Regions from separate parts of the Homo sapiens genome. Here region 2 is linked to region 1. Evidence: read pairs that join two places in POLR2A ChIA-PET (ENCODE). Cell type or tissue: Panc1. All regions are shown on one strand. Each heading gives the region's core, and the rest is flanking DNA. Links, peaks and the distances in the headings are about the cores only. Region 1 overlaps ADAMTS16 (ADAM metallopeptidase with thrombospondin type 1 motif 16). Region 2 overlaps ADAMTS16 (ADAM metallopeptidase with thrombospondin type 1 motif 16).

What was found. Peaks named below come from ENCODE experiments on the same cell type or tissue, not always from the same donor. Only the 100,000 strongest peaks of a DNase experiment are listed, where the experiment ranks them.
Region 2: POLR2A ChIA-PET joins it to region 1 with 13 read pairs; 2 of 35 experiments call an interaction of 5 or more read pairs at or near these places.

The regions. Positions count from the first base shown.
Region 1 is chr5:5,232,494-5,237,875 of GRCh38, reverse strand. ADAMTS16 (ADAM metallopeptidase with thrombospondin type 1 motif 16) reads right to left here. Exons shown (of 23, transcript NM_139056.4): 12 at 5,360-5,382; 13 at 2,690-2,862; 14 at 777-907. Among named protein-coding and RNA genes, the nearest start is that of ADAMTS16-AS1, 59 kb to the right of the region's middle. In Panc1, for the core only: no CTCF peak of the experiment used is centred there; no DNase peak of the experiment used is centred there.
Region 2 is chr5:5,302,570-5,307,951 of GRCh38, reverse strand. ADAMTS16 (ADAM metallopeptidase with thrombospondin type 1 motif 16) reads right to left here. Exons shown (of 23, transcript NM_139056.4): 19 at 4,483-4,684; 20 at 4,186-4,380; 21 at 1,224-1,448. All of the region lies in intron 4 of LOC101929200 (a long non-coding RNA gene), which reads left to right. Among named protein-coding and RNA genes, the nearest start is that of ICE1, 120 kb to the left of the region's middle. In Panc1, for the core only: no CTCF peak of the experiment used is centred there; a DNase peak (open chromatin) is centred at 3,201.

The sequences.
Region 1 (5,382 bases), core at 222-5,221:
ACCCCTTCCCTCTGCCAATCAGGGTAAGGGTAACATCAGTCACTTAAGTTCCTTTAGCCACCAACACTTCCCCAGCTTGTCTCCTGCATCCCTGTCTGCCCGCCCTCCTCAGTGAAAGTGTAGCTGCTCTATGTTGCTGAGGCCTCTGTCCGAGCTGCGAAGTGGCCCAGGCTCTCACCCACCCCTGCTTCACTGACTCTCCACACTACTGCCCACAAACCGCAACCAAATCCTGTGGCTCCACTGTTCCCAGACTCAATGCCTGCTCTATCTACATGGACACAGGATAAAAATCCCAACTCCTTATCCAGCCTTGGAGTCGGCCTTGGAGACCCTCTTCTTACCCCAACCCTTCCCACAGCATCCCCCAGTCCCCCACTTTCCCTCTGGGCGTTCTGATGACTGAATCAGTGGCTAGCAACCCATGCATCTGGCACCACCACGTCCCCTCTCTATTTTCCTGACATCCCTCTTCCAACTCACCCTTTCAGATCTAGCTTGGATGTGGATGTTCCCTTCTCCTAGGAGCCCCACGAATGTCCCAGACCCATATCTAAGACAGAACGGGCCCCTCCCTCTCCTTATGCTCTGCACACACTTCCACTGCAGCAAAGCAGCATGTCATCAATGTGTTCTTCTGGCTTTCTCCCCACTGGGCTGCAACTTAGAGGGAAAGGCTTGTCTCATATGTCCAGTCTTTCTAGCCTCTACAGGATGCTTGACACAAAGCAGACTGTCCGGAATCATTTGTTGAATGAATGAAGGATCATGATTACCTCACATATCCCATCTATACAAACATTACGGCTATCCTCCGAGCATGGAGTCCCATCTTTGACTTTATTTGACAAAGAAAAGAAGAAATCAAATCCTTCTGCGATACAGTAGAGTTTGCATAAGTCCTGATCTTAAAAAGAAATACACACACAAACACAAATAAGAAAAATACTTAAGCTCTGATCATTTTTGCTCTGAATTTTAGATAGACTTTCTTTCTTCCCCCATAAAATAACTCCCACACAATAATACATTACAATGGCATTTTTAATGGTTGCCTCATTATGTTTTGTTTTGTTTCTTTAAATTTATTTATTGCTTCAATGTTAAATTTTACTCTACAGTGTCCTTTAAGACCTTTGATTTTTATACAGTGTTTGGCACATAGTAGGCATTCAATAAATATTTGTTGGCTACAACATTAATGCTTTACTATTTCACTAGTATCATTAACTACTATCTTGTAGAAATCCAAAAAAAAAAACTGCCATTTTGTAGTAACACACAAAATTCTTACAGATAAAATGTAATAAAAGAATCAAAAACATCACTGAATTTCTTAACGCATTTGGTAAAATACATAAAAATTAAACTAATAAAAGGAATAACTTAGATGAAGTCTCGAGAACAATGTTTTCCACAAATACAATAAACTGTTTTAAAATATTGGTACCTAGAGAAATAGGAAGTTTACTTCCTTCCTAAATAATCCATTTCAAGGTTTTTGGTTTATATTTAATATGAACTTTTTTTCAAACCATTTTGCCCCTTTTGTTCTCTTCTTGGTAAAAAAAAAAGGGGAGGGACAATTAATGATGAAAATTTCATCTGTCTTAGAAATTTTTATAGGCCTGAGACTCATCTACAGATATTTTCCTTATCATTCAAGATAAGAGGCCCAACTGAATAATTCTAAGAATCAAATTTAGTGTGTGCGTCCATGATTACTGTGTGCTTCCATGATTAATGAGCTTATTCACTGAAGATTGGCAGTCAGGAGGAATACACACACATTTTTGAACCACGGTTTCAAAGTTCATTCTACCTTTCTCTCCTCCCTAGTGGCCTGTATCATACTGGCTACATTTGTACAGATTTAGGAGTAAAGGGACAACCAAACATGCTTCCGGGAAATTGCTTGTAATTTCCTTTCAGAATTTTCTAACTGCATGAACCTGACACTGTGAAAACACTGTATGCACTGAGATGATGAATGGGAATGTCAGATGGGACGTCCCACTTATGTACATCCAAAGGGCTTCTGTCATTTTTTCGGGCAATGTTCCCAGTTTCAAGCAATGAGATGATTAGGTTTTCTTTGAATTTCTCCTTAATTATGCCACTTGAGCTACTGACTTTAAGTTATTTTAATCATGAAAACAACACTTATTTCTTTCCCACTGGGGAGTAAAGTCTTATACATGCCACAAATAAACTTCTTGGTGTATAGTTATAGATCAAGACTTTCTGAACATACTATGCTTCAAAATTGTTCCATTTTCTAAAATATACTGAAATTTCTTTTTCATTCTTTGACAATTATAAGTATTCAATGGGTAACTTGCTTATAGCAACAACTACTGTAATTCTTAATTCAAAAACATACTGATTCAATTTCCATGCAGGATCTACTTTGTGTTTTTTATCACTTCTTTGATGAGTTTCATTGTATTATGCACACGCTTTCTATCTGGTGTGTTGATTTCTGACCTCACCGCTGGTGAAGTTTAGATAAGAGGTCGTGATGGTGGGGCTGGCAAAATAAAACTAACCTCCAGAAGAGAATATGCGACCCTCACCTCCCAGAGCGACGTCTGGTTTATTTGTGCACCACACTCTCAATCATGTACTTCTTTAAAAAGTAAAGGTAGTAAAGCATGAGGCTATTACCCGAAAGCAGTTTGAGATTTACCTTCTACTTGAGTGTAAGGCTTCCACTTGTAGTGCCGCCCTCTGAATCGTCTGCTGTTGTGCTCGGCACACTGAGCAGCACGGAAGTCAACACTGTCCCGGGGACATTTCTGACTGTTGCAGAGCTTCAGAGTGCGAGTGGAGCCCTCACAGAACTTCCCTCCATGCGATGGCCTGGAATGTGTATTTTGAAGTTAGAATTTTTATATTTTAGTAGCTACTAAATTCTTTAAAATTAGGCTTATTGGAGAGATGAAGCTAAGAGTGTTAGAATGGGTAATTAGGAAAAAAGTGGATTCTTTTTTTTTTTTTTTTTTTGAGATGGAGTCTCGCTCTGTCACCCAGGCTGGAGTGTAGTAGTGTGATCTCGGCTCGCTGCAACCGCTGTCTCCTGGGTTCAAGTGATTCTCCTGCCTCAGCCTCTCGAGTAGCTGGGACTATAGGCACACGCCACCACACCCAGCTAATTTTTGTATTTTTAGTAAAGACGAGGTTTCACCATGTTGGCTAGGATGGTCTTGATCTCTTGACCCTGTTGTCCGTGCACCTCAACCTCCCAAAGTACTGGGATTACAGGTAGAAGCCACCACGCCCAGCTGGAAAAGTGGATTTCTAAGTGGTCTAGAACACATTCTTACACACGAATGGTAAGGTTGCACTCCCTTTTCTATTGAGTGAATCCTTTACAAGAGCAGCAGGGCAGGCTGGCCTGTCTTTGCTCCTCTCTGGGCCCAGTGCCTCTGCAGTGGTGAGGCAGGGTGGGCAGGGCTGTCCTCACCCTGCACAGGGAGGGGCTGATTGAGGAGGACCACACTTTCCCAGGATAGCACATTTGAGAGAATGTGGAACTCAGAGGGAAGTTCAATGACTTTGCTTTCAAGACCAAAATTTCTTTCCACCACCAGTCTTCTGGTGACAAGGCCAGGACCCAAAGACCAAGACTAAAGAACCAGTCACCTTTGCTGGTTGGCACTGACAGCTCACCCCAGAGAATTTGCATGTACACACTGGTAATGCGGGCAGCGCAAGGGGTACAGCGTGGCGTAGGGGGTGAGGTGAGCTCATGCTTTAAAGATGGGACTGAAACAACAAGCCAAGTGACACATCTTAAACAAGCTTAAGGGCAAAGGGAGATGTGAAAAACACCAGTCAGAATGGCTACTATTAAAATGCTAAAAGATAACAGGTGCTGGCGAGGTTATGGAGGAAAAGGAACACTTATACACTTTGGTAGGAGTGTAAGTTAATTCAACCATTGTGGAAGACAGTGTGGCAATTACTCAAAAACCTACAAAAAGAAATATCATTTGACCCAGCAATCCCATTACTGAGTATATATCCAAAGGAATATAAATCATTCTACCATAAAGACACACGCACATGAATGTTCATTGTGCAGCACCTTCACAATAGCGAAGACATGGAGTCAACCTAAACGCCCATCAATGTTAGACCAGATAATGAAAATGTGGTACATACACACCATGGAATACCATGCAGCCATAAAAAAGGAAGAGATCATGTTGTTTGCAGGAACATGGATGGAGCCTGGAGACCTTTATCCTTAATAAGCTAACGCAGGGACAGAAAACCAAATACCGCATGTTCTCACTTATAAGTGAGAGCTGAATGATGAGAACACATGGACATATAAAGGGAAACAATACACACTGTGGCCTGTTGGAAGGTGGAGGGTGGGAGGAAGGAGAGGACTGCAAAAAATAACTAATGAATACTAGGTTTAATACCTGGGCGATGAAATAATCTGCACAACACACACCCGTGACACAAGTTTGCTTATGTAACAAACCTATACTCTACCCCTGAACTTGAAATAAAAGTTAAATTTAAAAAATTAAAAATTAAAGCCTCTTCACTTCCGCACACTGGTGATGCTTCTCACATTCATTCTTACTTCTTACAGAAGCTGGCAGTTAAACCTCCTGTTGTGAAGGTAAATATATTTGATGGAAAACCCCCAAATTTGCTTTTTTCCACGTAAAACCATTGTTCTTACTGATCTTATTTATTTGTATTCTATACACTTTTCTTATGATTTATTTATTTGTTTTAAGCAGATCCTTGGTATGTCAAGTAAATGTGGTTAAAATTCAATTCCTGAATATCACTGTTGCTGCTGTTATTTTTTTGCTGTGGTCAGGTAGTTATAAGCATCTTAAGTTATAGCACAGAGAGGTAATTAAGAAATGCTTGAGTGAAATACCTTTCCTATTCAGTGCTTCTTACGATTATATGTACAGTACAGGCTTGCTATTAAGAGCTGAGGCCGGGCGCGATGGCTCATACCTGTAATCCCAGCACTTTGGGAGGTCACGGCGGGTGGATTACCTAAGGTCAGGAGTTCGAGACCAGCCTGACCAACATGGTAAAACCGTGTCTCTACTAGAAATACAAAAATTAGGAGGGCGTGGTGGTGGCACCTATAGTCCCAGCTACTTGGGAGGCTGAGGCAGGAGAATAGCTTGAATCCGGGAGGCGGAGGTTGCAGTGAGCCAAGATCACACCACTGCACTCCAGCCTGGGTGACAGAGCGAGACTCCATCTCAAAAAAAAAAAAAAAAAAAAAGAGCTGAGACACAGGCATACTGCTTGGAGGGTTCATGGCATGGAAATCAGTCGTTTGTGAGGAAGGAGGTCAAGGCATACTTACTTGGGGTTGGTGCAGAGGCGACT
Region 2 (5,382 bases), core at 229-5,228, 70 kb before region 1:
GTTCTGCTGCCCTCGCCCAGGAAATGCAACCTCTGTCTGCCTCCTAGAAGTGGGGATATAGAGCAGAGGGCGCCGGGCAGGACCATGTCTAGGACCCAAGGACCCCAGTGCAGTGACTATTCTCCAAAGCCAAATGACACGTGTGGACCCCATCGAGCAGGTGAGCTTGTGCCTCTCACTAGCGCTGTGGGAGCTGACTCTGTGCCTCAGTTGCCTCATCTGTGAAATAGGGATGATAAGGTTACCCCCTTAGAGGGCTAATAGGAGAGAGAAAGGAATTGACTCAGAGCAGCGCCAGCACACAGGGCTCTCCACGGTGGCTAGCTGTTGTCCCTGCACTTATTCCTGTCCATTCCACTGTGGCACCCAGTTAGGGACCCACATGGAGATGGGCGAGACAGTGAGAGAGCACATGTAGGGGCTGTTGCCACACGCAGTCACTCCTATTCCCTTCCGCCTGCTTCCTTCCACCTCCATCTCTCCAAAAGGAGAGAATCAGAGCCAGGGCCTCTGCAGCAGGCAGAGGGCCTCTGTGTAAATTAGAAAGAGGCTCACTCTCCCAGCCAAGAGATGGGAAAAGGAGACCAGATGAAGCGCCTCTCTACCGGGCAGCCACAAGCCAGTGCACACGCTTGCAGTGTGCTGCAGAGAACCGAGTGTCAGCCTTCGGAACTCCTAAGGGGTCTGGGCCCACCCCGACCCGAAAGCAGAAATGCCAGCAGCATCGCAGGGGTGGTGGGAGGCGCGGGCACAGACGAGGAGAAACACAGGAACAAAGACCCCGAGGAAGGAACCCCCGCTCCATGGTGGGCATGAGGCTGCTAGCGACCCGATCAGGAAACAGTGAGGGCTGAGGGTGGGCTGAAAAGAACAACCACCTATTTATCCCAGGGCTCGCATTCCTTTCCTGTTCACACTCATCTCTGGGGAATTCAGCCCAGATTTTACCCAAGGCATTGCATTTCCTTATACTTAATTGGGTGACATTTAGAGGAAAACATATGTGCCCTAAAAGATTCAGCAACACTTGGAGACCATCCTCAGAAAGCCACACCCACACCCAGGAACCAGGCCACCCGCACATGCTCTGGAAAGAAAACCTCATGCAGTAGCTTGGCCAGCTTTGGGGAAAACACCCTCGCAGAAGCATCCCCGGGAGCCAGCGGCCAACCCCAGGCCAAGCTGTGCTCGCCCACTCTCCAGGAACCGAGGGCCTCCCCTACCTGAGACCAGGGTGAGGCAAACCAGCTGCCCCTCGAGGGTCCCGCAGCAGCAAATGGGGGGTGCCTGGGGCATGGAAGCGGGGCGCAGGCACGTTCCAGCTCCAGGCTGGGCTTCGGCAAATGTGAGCACTTCTTTGAGGCCAGCTCTCGATACTTTCCAGAAACATACTTTTCAGCACATTTTAAGAATCTTTTCTGTGTTCCTCTTTCACATGTCACAGAGCACTAAAAAGAAGAGAACAAAAGAAGTCAGTGAAAAAAATCTCTTTTTTTGCAAAATCTGTGGGTTAAAATATCAGAGATATCTGCTTGAACATTTATATAAGTGTGAACATTCAGTGAAAATTATTGGACCTTAGCATTTTTAAGAGACATTATAGAATCTATCATTAAAAATAAGAGGAACTTGAAGTCAGTGGCACAGCATCATGGGGCATAAGTAGGGGCAGGGCAGTCAGAAACCATGAAGGGAGTAATTCTAAAGCTACCGTTTCACTGGAAAATTAAAATGTTGGGCTGTCACTGATATCGAAGCATACTGAAACTTAATACATAAGTACATGTGGTAACTACCACGGGTCCATGGATTAACCCACGCAAATGCAGTGATGTTGGCCCCTAAAGCTGGGGCAGGTAGAAGAAACTCAGGGCTCACAATCTTCCCTAGGCATCTGAGTGCTGCCTGCGAGGAAAGGAAGCGTGCGTGGAGAGCACGTCCCTTAGCTCTCCACTAAGGCAGGCTCTAAGCTTGAGCTGCTCCAGTTGCAGACACCCTGGCTTGTGCAGAGGTGCCCTGTGCAAACGAGCAGGCCAGGCAGGAGGCTGCAGCCCCCACTTGCAGGGAGAACACACAGGAGCAAGGCACACTGTCCCACCACAGACTGGGCGCGGAGGGTCTCTGGGACAGAGGTCCCGGCCCCTGGCGTTGCTGTCTCCTGCTGGGGTAGAGCGGACGATGCTGTGCAGCTCCAGTGGACCTCTGGCTGAAGTGTCCCCAGGTTCCCCAGCAGAGGAGCCCAGGTGGCAACACCTGCCCAGGTCCTGACCTTGCACTCACATCTTTAGGCTTACAGGTGTGCTTTTTGTGCATCCTGATCGAAGATGGAGAGGACTTGGAACACTCCTCTTGGTTGCTCGCTGATCCAGGCCTAAGAGAGAAGCTCTGACGTGTGTGTGTGTGTGTGTGTATGGTGTGGGATGTGTGAGTGTGTGGTATGGGATGTGTGTGTGGTGTGGGATTGTGTGTGTGTGGTGTGGGATGTGTGTGTGTGTGGTGTGGATGTGTGTGTGTGGTGTGGGTTGTGTGTGTGGTGTGGGATGTGTGTGTGTGTGTGGTGTGGGATTGTGTGTGTGTGGTGTGGGATGTGTGTGTGGTGTGGGATGTGTGTGTGTGTGGTGTGGATGTGTGTGTGTGGTGTGGGATGTGTGTGTGTGTGGTGTGGGATGTGTGTGTGTGGTGTGGGATTGTGTGTGTGGTGTGGGATTGTGTGTGTGTGGTGTGGGATGTGTGTGTGTGGTGTGGATGTGTGTGTGTTTGGTGTGGGATGTGTGTGTGGTGTGGGATATGTGTGTGTGTGTGGTGTGGGATGTGTGTGTGTGGTGTGGGGTGTGTGTGTGGTGTGGGATGTGTGTGTGTGTGGTGTGGGATGTGTGTGTGTGTGTGTGGTGTGGGATGTGTGTGTGTGGTGTGGGATGGATGTGTGTGTGTGTGTGTGGTGTGGGATGTGTGTGTGTGTGTGGTGTAGGATGTGTGTGTGTGTGTGTGGTGTGGGATGTGTGTGCATGTATTAAATTTCAGGGCAAGGACTTTCTACCTGGACACAGCCCATAGATTATGCAGCCCACATCGCTTATTTTCTGTAGACTCTGCCTCTAGGGATATGCACCCAGGGATGTGTCTTTTCCAATGACAGTGCGTTCAGTTCTGTGGGACACTCATTCCTACCCTCCAGGTGAAAGAGGACCTGAAGTGCATTGTTAGCAATGGCAAGCTCACTTAAGCGAGCAAGGGTGTTCTTATTTTTTAGTAACAAACTGAAACAGAGTCTCAACAGGATTCAATGCCTTGCTTGGCACTTCCTACCAATCTGAACAAAGAAGCCATCGTTCGAGGGTGGAGAAAACGCAGTGCCTGATGAGATCCGGGTCCCTCCCTGAGGAGCGTGGGATCAGGGAGGAGCTTTCTTCCCACAGCTGCTGTGGCAATGCAGAGGCACAGCTCTGGGTTACGGTGATCTCTCAATACCCCGTTCAGACAGGTTCATGCTTGGCTGGTGGTGCTGTTGCCACTCTGTGGGGTGTAAGATTTCCAAAGTGCTTTTGGAACCACTTGGTCCAAAGCTGGTCATGAAACCATCAGTATTCCAAACTCATGATTCCAACGTTATTCCCATGATGAAGGGCTCCAGGACAGCTCCTGAATGGTGTAGAGGAAACGGCTTCCCAGCCTCCTGCAGCAACAGGTGATCGATTTCAACAAAACTAACAGGAGAGTTTCCTTTCGCAAATAGAACAGCTGCCCCCGGAAACTTGTCTCAGGAAATGGGTACTGTTTCTTCCCAAGCAACGCATGTTCTTCCTGCTCTTCAGGAGCCGCGCATTTCCTGGAATGTGGCTACACCTGCCCAGGAGTTAGGTGAGTCTCCAGGGCCCCGCTGTCAGTGAGATGAGTGAACCCCTATTCTCACGCTCACACCCCCTCAACCCTCTCGTCCTCTGCTCCACGCTGGACCAGTGATGATGACGTGGACGCCACTGTGTGATTTGCTCCCAGGACACGATTCAGAAGCCAAAGGAGATTAAGCAACCCCATGAAGTTGTTGGAAGCTGAGAAGGTGCAAGGAAGCCAAGAAGAGATATAAGGGGAGAAGAGAGAGAAGTGAGAAGAGAAAAACCAGGAGAGAAGAGGCAGTCCCGAGGGGAGAGCTAGTCAACCTCGCTCCCGCGAGACCAGTGCACCTACCTGGGACCAGGCGGACACCAGCCACTGCAGCTTCTTGGGCTTGTGGCAGCGCTGAAGCAGACAGGCTTCATGCATCCTGGGCTTGGGCTCGGAGGTGCAGACAGCGTCGGGCAGCAGCTGCGCTCTGGCCGAGGGGTTGGTGCTCTTACAGGCCACTGCCCGCTTCCTCCACCCCTTCCCACAGGTGTGTGAGCACTGCACAGAACAGTCAGGATAAGCACCCAGTGAGGGCCATGTGCAACACAGCAGATCATGCAGGGGCCCTGCTGCCACCCATGCCAACCCCACCCTGGTTACCTCTGCCCAGGGCCCGGCGCTCCATGCAGGTGGGCAGCTCTGAGAGTTGCAGGCCTGCCTGCTGGAGGGAGCAGGCTGAGGGCACAGGCTGGCCGGGACTGGCTCCGAGTCATAGTGCACCCGCCGTGTGCACTGCACGGGGCGGCTCTGGGCACCCCCGCCACACGTCCGACTGCAGGCACTCCAGTTCCCCACGGACCAGCTGGGCAGGGACAAAGAGACCTCGGTGAGGGATGGCTCCATCACTCTGATAGAAGCGGCCCCACATCTGATGTGGAGGCAGCGGCGCGATTTCCCAGCCACGGTCGTGTGTGTGCCGTTATTTTCAGTTCCACCTTTCCTGGGTGAGCATTCCTACCGGAGTCTCCCTGCGCCTGCTGTTTCTCACCTCCCTGATCCTGATTCATGCTCTGTCATTCTTTCCCTTCCTCTGGCTTTTGGGTTCCAGTGGACTTGGAAAGAACCCTATTCGGCACAGTGTGTCTGTTCTCTTCTTTTTTAAAAAATGCAAAATTTCAAACATATAAAAAATAAAACACCTCTGGGTTCCTGTCCACTCAGCCTTCACAATTTTCAGTGTATGCCCCCAACCCCTACAGCGTTTTGAAGGTGATTCCAGACATGAAAATATCTCAATATGCATCTCTAAAAAATAAGGATTTTTTAAAACATAACCGTAATATCACCATAACATCTAGAGCATTAATGATTCGTTAACATCCCTGAAGGGCTAGTGTTCCAATTCCCAGCTGTGTCATCAATATCATAATTTAATATGTTTGTTTGAGGATCCTAATAAAGTCCAGATTGTGCAACAGATTCACATCTTCTCTTTTAGTCTTTAGGCTTTACCTTAAATTTTATTTTTATGTTCAATGTATTTGTTAAAGAAACCGGATC